Regions from separate parts of the Homo sapiens genome. Here region 2 is linked to region 1. A link is an interaction called in ENCODE POLR2A ChIA-PET data of the cell type or tissue named here. Cell type or tissue: GM12878. All regions are shown on one strand. Links, peaks and the distances in the headings refer to the core of each region. The heading gives the core; the rest is flanking DNA. Region 1 has its middle 31 kb from the start of SLC2A3. Region 2 holds the start of FAM90A1 (family with sequence similarity 90 member A1).

Evidence for each region. ChIA-PET counts read pairs that join two places held together with the same protein. Peaks named below come from ENCODE experiments on the same cell type or tissue, not always from the same donor. Only the 100,000 strongest peaks of a DNase experiment are listed, where the experiment ranks them.
Region 2: POLR2A ChIA-PET joins it to region 1 with 11 read pairs; 2 of 35 experiments call an interaction of 5 or more read pairs at or near these places.

What each region holds. Positions count from the first base shown.
Region 1 is chr12:7,902,852-7,908,225 of GRCh38, reverse strand. No RefSeq gene overlaps it. Among named protein-coding and RNA genes, the nearest start is that of SLC2A3, 31 kb to the left of the region's middle. RefSeq lists enhancers at 1-239, 2,364-2,893. In GM12878, for the core only: a CTCF peak has its summit at 913 (motif pointing right); no DNase peak of the experiment used is centred there.
Region 2 is chr12:8,224,274-8,229,647 of GRCh38, reverse strand. FAM90A1 (family with sequence similarity 90 member A1) reads left to right here and starts at 2,030. Exons shown (of 7, transcript NM_018088.3): 1 at 2,030-2,168; 2 at 3,170-3,376; 3 at 3,656-3,812; 4 at 4,760-4,938. The coding sequence starts at 4,816. It also overlaps the pseudogene ALG1L10P. RefSeq lists enhancers at 2,419-2,468, 5,188-5,374. In GM12878, for the core only: no CTCF peak of the experiment used is centred there; no DNase peak of the experiment used is centred there; H3K4me3 peaks cover 1,937 bases; H3K27ac peaks cover 1,763 bases.

The DNA of each region.
Region 1 (5,374 bases), core at 286-5,285:
TTGACCTCAGGTGATCCGCCTGCCTTGGCCTCCCAAAGAGCTGGGATTACAGGTGTAAGCCATTGCGCCCGGCCTGTTTTTCACTCTTCTTTTGGAAGATGTAAGTGACGTAAGAGGCAGAGTAGGACTGCTGAGGTGGCTCACGCCTGTAATCCCAGCACTTTGGGACGCCGAGGCAGGCGGATCACCTGAGGTCAGGAGTTGGAGAGCAGCCTGGCCAACATGGCGAAACCCCGTCTCTACTAAAGATACAACAATTAGCTGGGCGTGGTGGCAGGCACATGTAATTCCAGCTACTCGGAAAGCTGAGGAAGAAGAATCGCTTGAATCCGGGAGGCAAAGGTTGCAGTGAGCCAAGATCATGCCACTGCACTCCAGCCTGGGAGACAGAGCAAGACTCCATCTCAAAAAAAAATAAAAAGAGGCAGAGTATTCTGACCTATAGAACTGTAAGGAAAAAAAAGGAAAAAACATGTTTTTTAAAAAAGGCATAATAAAAATACATCGCTAAGAGTTAAGAATAATGATCATCTCTCTTATCCTGACAAAGACTGATGTGGCCAGGAGTGGTGGCTCACGCCTGTAATCCCAGCACTTGGGGAGGCCGAGGCAGGCGGATCACAAGGTCAGGAGTCTGAGACCAGCCTGACCAACATAGTGAAACCCCACTTCAACTAAAAATACAAAAATTAGCTGGGCATGGTGGGTGTGCACCTGTAATCCCAGCTACTCAGGAGACTGATGCAAGACAACTGCTTGAACCCGGGAGGTGGAGGTTGCAGTGAGCTGAGATCCTGCCACTGCACTCTAGATTGGGAGACAGAGGGAGACTCCAACTCAAAAAAAAAAAAAAAAAAAGAAAAGACTGATGTGGCAGATACTTAAAACATGGTCTTTCCCGCCCCCCGCACCGATAGAGGGCAGCAACTCTGAGTAAATAAAAGGAGTCACTTTTATTGACATAATGAGATAAGAATTGACCAGGAACTGTGTGTGATAGTTGTGTGGACTGCACTGAAAGAACCTACAGAGCCTTACACAGCTTGAGGGCTAAGTATGATTGCAGGCCTGGTGGGGCTCACACCTGCAATTCCAGCACTTTTGCAGGCCAAGATGGGAGGATCCCTTGAGTCCAGGAGTTGGAGACCAACCTAGGCAACATAGTGAGAGCCTGTCTCTACAAAAAATAGAAAAAAAAAAAAAAATTAGCCTGTGATCCCAGCTACTAGGGAGGCTGATGTGGGAGGATCTGTTAGACCCAAAAGGTTGAGGTAGCAGTGAGCCATGATCGTGCCACTACACTCCAGCCTAAACAACATAGCAAAATGTTGTCTCAAAACAAAAGTATGACTGTAGGATTACTGAAAGGCTGAGGAAGGACGAGACTTAAGAAATGAGATTTGGGGCCGGGCGTGGTGGCTCACACCTATAAACGCAGCACTTTGGGAAGTTGAGGCAGGCAGATCATGAGGTCAGGAGTTCGAGACCAGCATGGCCAATATGGTGAAACCCTGTCCCTACTAAAAATAGAAAAATTAGCCAGGTGTGGTGGTATGCACCTGTAGTCCCAGCTACTCAGCAGGCTGAGGGAGAATGACGACTTGAACCCAGAAGGCGGAGGTTGCAGTGGACCGAGATCACACCACTGCATTCCAGCCTGGGTGACAGAGCAAGATTCCATCTCAAAAAAAAAAAAAAAGTGCTGCTCAATGAGCCAAGGAGAACTACTTTTGTGGCCAGGAATACCTACCCCTTTGTCTCTCTGATAAGAGCACATTGACACCCATGTTCCAGGTACATCTGTTCTGCAGATCCCTGGCCCTAATTGAATCTCAAATTCTCACCCTTGGTTCTTGTCCTTAGCTCTTGTGACTACGCCAGTGTATCAGAGGACATGTAAACACTGCTACCCTTTCTACTCCACATGCACCTTATCCTAAATGGATTAATGTATCCCATCTTTTTTTACTGTGCTTTGTGCCATGTATTTAAGTGATTTAATATGATTCTAGTATCTTAATTTGATCTGTGAGCTTTTCTGTTTCTTAATAGTTTGCTTGGTAGTGTCATTGGAGGTAGTGCTACCATTGCATTGAAGTAATTTCCCAGGTGCTTAACCCTTTAAAATTCTCAAGAACATTTTATTCGAGGACCACAAAGTTTATACCAACTACCCAGAAGCCAGGAATAGCTTAAGGAGAGACTCACCACCAGCAGCTTCTTTTCAATCAAGTTTCACTTCAACCTCACACCCAGGAACCCATTCAAATTCCTACATTTCGGTATCCTTAGTCGAACTAACTTCCTGTGCCGGAAGCTTTTGTCTGTCCCAGTGACTTCTTTCTTTAACAAATTCCCTTCATCTCCCCCTTGAGTCAAAGCCCATGGGGGCCCCAGGAGGCATGCAATATTTACCAAGGGCTCTCCCCCACTTTCCTGCCTCTGTCTGGCAGCTGTTTGCCTTTACTTTTAGGTTTGTAGTCACAGCCTGTTTTTTCTTCCTTGGACACACCAGCTTTTCTGAATGGTAGGATTATTTACAGTAGAATTAACCTTGTCCTTCACCCCGAGAACTGAGCTTGAAATTCACTAATCAAGGCCTGTATTCCTCCCACTTCTGAGCTTTGAATTTATATTATGAAATTCGGAAAACCCAGGCAAATTCAATCCATGCTTCTCTCCTTCAGGTACAAACTGAAATGGAAATGGAAGCTGAAAAATCAAGAAAATGAATTTTAAAAACTAAAATATGGTAAAGTTACTAAAATATAATGTTGGAAGTAACACACACCTCCTTTTGGGAAAAGAACAAAGAAAGCAAAATTTTCTAGGGGAAAGGAAGAGATGTAAAAAGGAGAGCCTGACTTGTGAATTTATAATTTCCTTTTTGCTTAATCTCCTATTATTATATTTGTTTATATTGTTGGTGATCCGGTGACCTAGAAAGGATAAGCTGAAAAGCCTTAAATTAGGTTGGCACATCTCCAAGTTCTTATTGGCAACTTTTCAAGCCTCTTCTTAAGGTGGCTTATGTATAGTGAATTTTGCTTTAATGTTTATTTGCTGATCTTTCACCTTCTTAGGCATTAAGTTTTTGGACCATAAAGACAACATAGAGCTTACATTTTTTAACTTTTAATCACTTGGCTAATAGTAGTCAGTGATTAGTTCTCATTTAGCCATGAAGTGAGCAGGAACATAAAGAATGGCATTTTTTAATTTTTAAAAACATATCGGCCGGGCGCGGTGGCTCACTTCTATAATCCCAGCACTTTGGGAGGCCAAGGCGGGTGGATCATGAGGTCAGGAGTTCAAGACCAGCCTGGCCAAGATGGCGAAACCCCATCTCTACTAAAAAATACAAAAAATTAGCCGGACATGGTGGCAGGTGCCTGTAATCCCAGCTACTTGGGAGTCTGAGGCAGGAGAACTGCTTGAACCCAGGAGGCGCAGGTTGCAGTGAGCCCAGATGGCACTACTGCACTCCAGCCTGGGCGACAGAGCGAGACTCTGTCTAAAAAAAAAAAAGCTATCGGCCGGGCGTGGTGGCTCATGCCAGTAATCCCAGCACTTTGGCAGGCCAACACGGGCAGATCACCTGACGTCAGGAGTTCACGACCAGCCTGACCAACATGGAGAAACCCCATCTCTACTAAAAATACAAAATTAGCCAGTCATGATGGTGCATGCCTGTAATCCCAGCTACTTGGGAGGCTGAGGCAGGAGAATCACTTGAAACCGGGAGGCAGAGGTTGCAGTGAGCTGAGATCGTGCCATTACACTCCAGCCTGGGCAACAACAGCAAAATTCTGTTTCAAAAAAAAAAAAAATCTACACCTTAACATTTATTTAAATTAATGTCAAGATGTTAATAGCAGGCCGGGTGCGGTGGCTCATGCCTGTAATCTGAGCACTTTGAGAGGCCGAGGCAGGTGGATCACCTGAGGTCAGGAGTTCGAGACCAGCCTGGTCAACGTGGTGCAACCCCATCTCTACTAAAAAATACAAAAATAAGCCGGGCGTGGTGGCCGGCGCCTGTAATCCCAGCTACTTGGGAGGCCGAGCCAGGAGAATCACTTGAACCTGGGAGGCGGAGGTTGCAGTGAGCCAAGATCGTGCCACTGCACTCCAGCCTGGGTGACAGAGCAAGACTCCGTCTCAAAAAAATTTTTAAAAAAATTTTTTAAAAATGTTAATAGTTATATATAGTGCTCAAAAGTCAAAACAAAAATAAAAACAACTTAAATCGTGATACATCTGTAATATTTATTATTACATAGTAATTAAAATGAATGAGCCAGATCCAATTTTAGTGTATAGAAAGTTATCTATGATAGGCCGAGCACGGTGGCTCACGCCTGTAATCTCAGCCCTTTGGAAGGCTGAGGCGGGCGGATCACTTGAGGTCAGGAGTTCAAGACCAGCCTGTCCAAAATGGTGAAACCCCAACTCTACTAAAAATACAAAAATTAGCCAGGTGTGGTACCTGTAATCCTAGCTACTTGGGAGGCTGAGGCAGGAGAATCGCTTGAACCCAAGAGGCAGAGGTTGCAGTGAGTGGAGATTGTGCCACTGCACTCCAGCCTGGGCAACATCTCAAAAAAAATAAATAAATAATACAAAAGTTTGTTGGGCATAGTGGTTCGTGCCTGTAGTCTGAGCTATTTGGGAGGCTGAGGCAGGAGAATTCCTTGAATCCAGGAAGTCGAGGCTGCAATGAGCTGAGATGGCACCACTGAACCCCAGTTTGGGCAGCAGAGCCAGACCTTGTCTTTTTTTTTTTTTTTTTTTGAGACAGAATTTGCTCTTGTTGCCCAAACTGGAGTGCAATGGTGCAATCTTGGCTCACTGCAACCTCCGCCTCCCAGGTTCAAGCAATTCTTCTGCCTCAGCCTCCCGAGTAGCTGGGATTACAGGCGCGTGCCACCACACCAGGCTAATTTCTTGTACTTTTAGTAGACACGGGGTTTCACCATGTTGGCCAGGTTGGTCTCAAACTCCTGACCTCAGGTGATCCACCAGCCTTGGCCTCCCAAAGTGCTGGGATTACAGGCATGAGCCACCCTGCCTGGCCAAGACTTTGTCTTTAAAAAAAAAAAAAAAAAAAAACTGGGGCACAATGGCTCATGCCTGTAATCCCAGCACTTTGGGAGACCGAGGGATCACCTGAGGTCAGAAGTTCAAGACCAGCCTGGCCAACATGGTGAAACCTTGTGTCTACTTAAAATACAAAAATTAGCCAGGCGTGGTGGCATGCACCTGTAATCCCAGCTACTCAGGAGGCTGAGGCAGGAGAATTGGCTTGAACTGGGGATGTGAAGGTTATGGTAAGATGAGATCGCATGCTGCACTCCAGCCGTCTGGGCGACAGGGG
Region 2 (5,374 bases), core at 375-5,374, 320 kb before region 1:
TGTGGGCAGCTCACTCTGCACTGCTTCCCCCTCAGTGGTGGATCTGTGAAGCTATCCCCAGAAAGATTGGGGTTCTGCTCCTACCACTTGAAGTTCACGGCACACGCAGGCAAACAGCACCTGAACATGTCCACCACCTTCATGGGCAGGTCCAGGCCACTGGAGGATGTGTCCAGAGAGACACCCAGGTCCACTAACCCTGCTAGGCAAGAGGGGTGGGTCAGAGCGCTGGTCTCTGCCCTGGGAACACAAATCCTCCCAGCACAGTGAGACAACTTCCCCCGAGGGGAGTGAAAATTGGATAAGGTCCCCGACAACCCCAAGCACAAGTGGCTTAAGGTGGCCAAGCAGCCACACGGCCTGGGTGGGACATCTGAAAATGTAAGTTGACACTTTTTCTACATAGCCACAATTTGTTTTTTGTTGTTGTTGTTTTGTTTTGTTTTGAGACAGAGTGTCACTCTGTCACCCAGGCTGGAGTGCAGTGGCACAATCTCAGCTCCCTGCAACCTTCACCTCCCAGGTTCACCTCCCGCCTGTAATCCCAGCATTTTGGGAGGCCAAGGCGGGTGGATCACCTGAGGTCAGGAGTTCAAGACCAGCCCGGCCAACATGGTGAAACCCCATCTCTACTAAAAAAAAATACAAAATTAGCGAAGCTAATTCGTGGCAGGTGCCTGTAATCCCAGCTACTCAGGAGGCTGAGGCAGGAGAATCGCTTGAACCCGGGAAGGCAGAGGTTGCAGTGAGCCAAGATCGCGCCATTGCACTCCAGCCTGGGCTACAAGAGCGAAACTCCGTCTCAAAATAATAATAATAATAATAATAATAATAATAATAATAATAATAACAAGAGCGAAACTCCGTCTCAAAATAATAATAATAATAATAATAATAATAATAAACCACATCACACCCACCACAAACCAGCTGTCAGTGTGAAAATAAAGCCAAATAGCTTAACATTTCTAAAGACTAGCTGGGGCTAGGCATGATGGGTCAGGCCTGGAATCTCAGCACTTAGGGAGGCCAAGGCGAGAGGATCACTTGAGGTCAGGAGTTCAAGACCAGCCTGGCCAACATGGTGAAACCCTGTCTCTGCTAAAAATACAAAAATAAGCCAGGTGTTGTGGCGGGCTCCTGTAATCCTGTAATCTACTTGGGAGGCTGAGGTGGGTGAATCGCTTGAACCCAGGAGGCGGAGGTTGCATGAACTGAGATCGTGCACTCCAGCCTAGGCAACGGAGCAAGACTGTCTAAAACAAAGACTAGCTGGAGAATCCTGCCAGGAAAAGGCCCTCAGACTCCAACTGCTCTGCTCACTCGAAGCTGGAAGATGCGGCTCTAGAGACGCATCAGGACCAAGCCACGACTCCCCACTTGGAGAAATCAACGCGGAAAGAGACGGAGGCAAAGGAGAACCATCGCACTGGGAGAGGCGACGCTGTTTGACACATCGTCCCTGTACCTCCCAAAGCCACTGCCCTCCCACACCTGGGCAACAGTGGCCCCAACCCCAGGCCCAGCCCTCCTGCAGGAAGGAAGAGGACTGAATGGAGGGCGTGGCAGACTGAAAGGACGTGGCCTCCTCAAACCCCTTGGTAAAGGGCCTCTGGGGCCACCTGGCAGGGAGGGGCTGGCACACCAGGAAGTAGCCTCCTCCCGGGAGTTCAGCTAGAGCCCAGGTCCTGTCCCCAAGTGGCCTCCAGAGCCACCTTTTCTGAAAAAAGTACATCCTGCCCACCCCTGTTCCCCCTGCTTAAGGCCCCGCGTCCTCCCTGAGCCTCCTGCTGGCCTCTCACCTAGAAGCGGGGGTAGTCCTCGGCCCTCCAGCCAGGGGGTGCAGACCTGGATGTGCTGGAAATGCTTCTGGTGGATGAGGCGGCTGTAATACTCCCTCAGAGGCCCTTTGCCTTCACAGAGAAAAGCAGACACTGCCATGGACCCGTCTCTCTCCGTGCCACGTGGCCCCAGGCCCAAGACACTCCCCCTAGGAGGGATCCTTTTCCCAGAAGCTCCACCCCTCGGCAGCTCCAGTCAGGCCCCATCCGGGCCCTTCCAGAAGCAACCCAGGAGCCCCGAGACCTGCAGGGATGTGTGCACCCTGACCCCTGACGCATAGCCCTGCACCTGCAGCCAGCTGGCCTCGGGCTTGAAAACATGGCGGGGTAAGCACTGGCCTGGCACCCGACCGCCCACTGGGTGGACCCAGCCTTCTGTCTGTGTTGTGCGCAGGGGACACGAGGACTCCCGCTGCCCTGACACAGCCCCCAGATCACATGGCGCAGGTTCCAAGCCGCCCCTGCCCTGCCACAGCCCCCAGAGCACACGGCGCAGGTTCCAAACCACTCCTGGGAGCCTAGAGGCCAAAGGAGGGAGGAGAGCAGGACCAGCAGCTGGCCCAGACCCCGCCTCTTCCCACACCGCTTCTGCTTTTCCCCCTCCTCACTGAGTCATCTTGAAAGGGCTCAGCAGCAGTAACTGAGGGACAGGGGCTCTTCCGTTTGAAAAATTAAAAGAGGCTTGGTTAAGGCAACAATGACATGACCGGGCACAATGGCTCATATCAATAATTCCAGCATATTGGGAGGCCAAGGCAGGTGGATCACCTGAGGTCAGGAGTTCAAGACCAGCCTGGCCAACATGGTGAAACCCTGTTTCTACTAAAAATACCAAAATAAGCTGGGTGTAGTGGGCACCTGTAGTCCCAGCTACTCGGGAGGCTGAGGCATGAGAATTGCTTGACTGTGAGACGCGGAGGTTGCAGTGAGCTGAGATCACACCACTGCACCCCAGCCTGGGCGACAGAGACTGTGTCTCAAAAAAAAAAAAAAAAAAAAAAAAAGACATCAATGAAGAAACAAGAAAAAAAAAAAGATGCTTGGAAACTACTGAAAAATTAGAAAGCTTGGTATGTACAGATTCACATCTGGGCTCCCTGCCCTGCTGTGAAACCCTCTGAGCTTCAGTTTCCCACATGTAAAGCAGTATAAGACCCTATGGCAGAGAGCTGCAGTGGGGATTAAGGAGACAAGATCGTGGGAAGCACAAGGTAAAGGCGGCGTGCCCCTCCCTGGACTCCAATGCCTGGAGTCTCAAGACCAGCTGAAAAGGGAGCCAGGCACTGAAGGACAAAGCGGTGTTGACTTTCTTCATCTGTGTTTCCCAGTGCGCTCCAATTCACGGTGGTTTCCAAGCGCATTCTGGAGGAGAAAACACATGAGTGTGTGGTCAGGGTTCTCTGCTGACAGACCTACCGTGGGGAAGAAAGAGAAGCTCTGAAGATGGATCATGGCCGTGACTGCATGTCAAGGAGAATCTCCATGATGACACGGAGGCCTACGTCGAGATAGAGTAAATATGGTCCAATTAAAAGGTGTCTATTTTACCACATTTTTTAAAACAAAACAAAACACAAAAACAAAAAAGATGGAAAAGAAGACAGGGGTACAGGCACCAGTGTTACATATCTGACGGGGAACATCTATTCTTCAAAGCTTGCAGCTGTACACGTAGGTTTTAGAATGTCTGTCAGCAGTGGACATGATCTTAGAGTGGGCTGTGCAGATAGACCTTTCCGAGTCATGTAATTGGATTAAGTTAATTGTAATTAACCTACATGTAACTGATTAGGTTAGGGTACGTTCCACGTCAGGTGACCAGAGGCAGTATAAAAGGCAGCCTGGAAAGCAGAGGTCCCTCTCTGCCCCTTCCTCCGTCTTCCTGGATGCTGCATCGCTTCCAGCGGGGCTGCTCCAGCACCTGCCCATCTCAGCGCCAGCCGGGGAAAGAAAGTAGACGTGTAATTTCAGGTTAGTTTCACTGAACAGTTGTTTGTTTCACGCAATCCCTGAGGGGTGGGGGGGAAAAGAGACAAAGGAGGCCGAAAGAAAGCGATCACACTGGGGCTTGCTGATGCGGTAGGGTGTGCTCTCGTTACTAGTAATTCTTGGAACAGAAAACGAGAAAGCATTTCCGTCTCCATGTGTGGGATAAGACCAAGGTGGGAATGCGAAAAGAAATGTACTGCAGCATGCTGAATTGGTGGGTAAATGGAAAAAGGACTTTGGAAAAAAGGGTGGTTTGCCCTTCAGCCGTGTAAGACATTGATACGATATGGCACTTGTTCACCGTTCGTTTAGATGAATTCGTGTGGCATGCGTAAAATACCAGAAAAATAAATAAAGAGGGGCTGGAGCTAAAGCCAAAAAGATAGAACAGGAAAGACCATCACCTGCTAGTGTGGTAGAGAGGAAGATAACTTCTCTCTATGAATTTGTGTTTGGAAGTTGCCTAATGAAACGGCAAGAGTAGCGATTCAAGTTGTGACAGGAGGCATCCCTTATCCCAGATTTCAAACAGACCTGCCAAAGGGTGACACACGCCATGCCCTGTGGCTTCGATCATTCTGTCGGTCAAGGGAGATAGAGTCATCGTGTCTTCTACCGGAGTGAATCGTGATAGACCTAAGTCCAGTCTCCAGAATCAGTTGTTAGTTTGGGGTTGAAAGCTCAACTCCCCATACCTAGGCCACGGGCCCTGTGGCAGGCGAGGTTTACTCTTGGACTAGGTAATCATGGCAGAGGAACACACAATATCTGAGGATGCACACAGCACATTGTGTTCCACAGATTTGACCGACTGGTGGTGAGGTCTCCTCATGACCACACCGGCAAGGAATTAGCGGGGGGCTTCCTGTGGGTGTGTGAATATCCAATGTGCTTAACCATCGACTTGTGTGTGTTTGTGTGTGTTTCAGGTGACCCGACAATCAACCCCTGAAAAAGGCGGTCATAAAACCCCCAGGAGACGAAGATGATGGCACGTCGTGACCCCAAACCTGGGGCAAAGAGACTGGTGAGAGCCCAGACCCTCCAGAAGCAGCGGAGGGCCCCAGTTGGGCCAAGGGCTCCCCCGCCCGATGAAGAAGATCCCAGGGTAAGTCTAGCCCTGGATCTCTTGGGTATTGGGGTGGGGGTGGGGGCGGGGGGACGGGGTGTCACACGGTCCTCAGAGACTGGGTTGGATTCCAAAGAGTTCTGTCACCACCACCCAGGTTGCTTTTCCCATCCAAGGTGGGCGTGGCTTGGGACCTCCTCCCCGGCCCGATAGGCCCCTTGAGAGACTCTTGGGGGCAACCTCCCTTTCTACTTAGAGTCCTGTGTAGCCACGTTTGGCTGTGTTGTTGACATCGGGTTCACCATCGTGCCCCTTAGGACCTTGAGTCCTGCCTTTTAGAGTTCCTCCGTCACATGGGCTTTGGGAGGGAACATCGTATCCGAACTCTCCCAGCACTTAACGGCCCCCATGCCGGTGTCCCCTCTTTGGAATCCTTATTCAGCTCTGAATTCACAATCCGTCTCAATGTTGACGT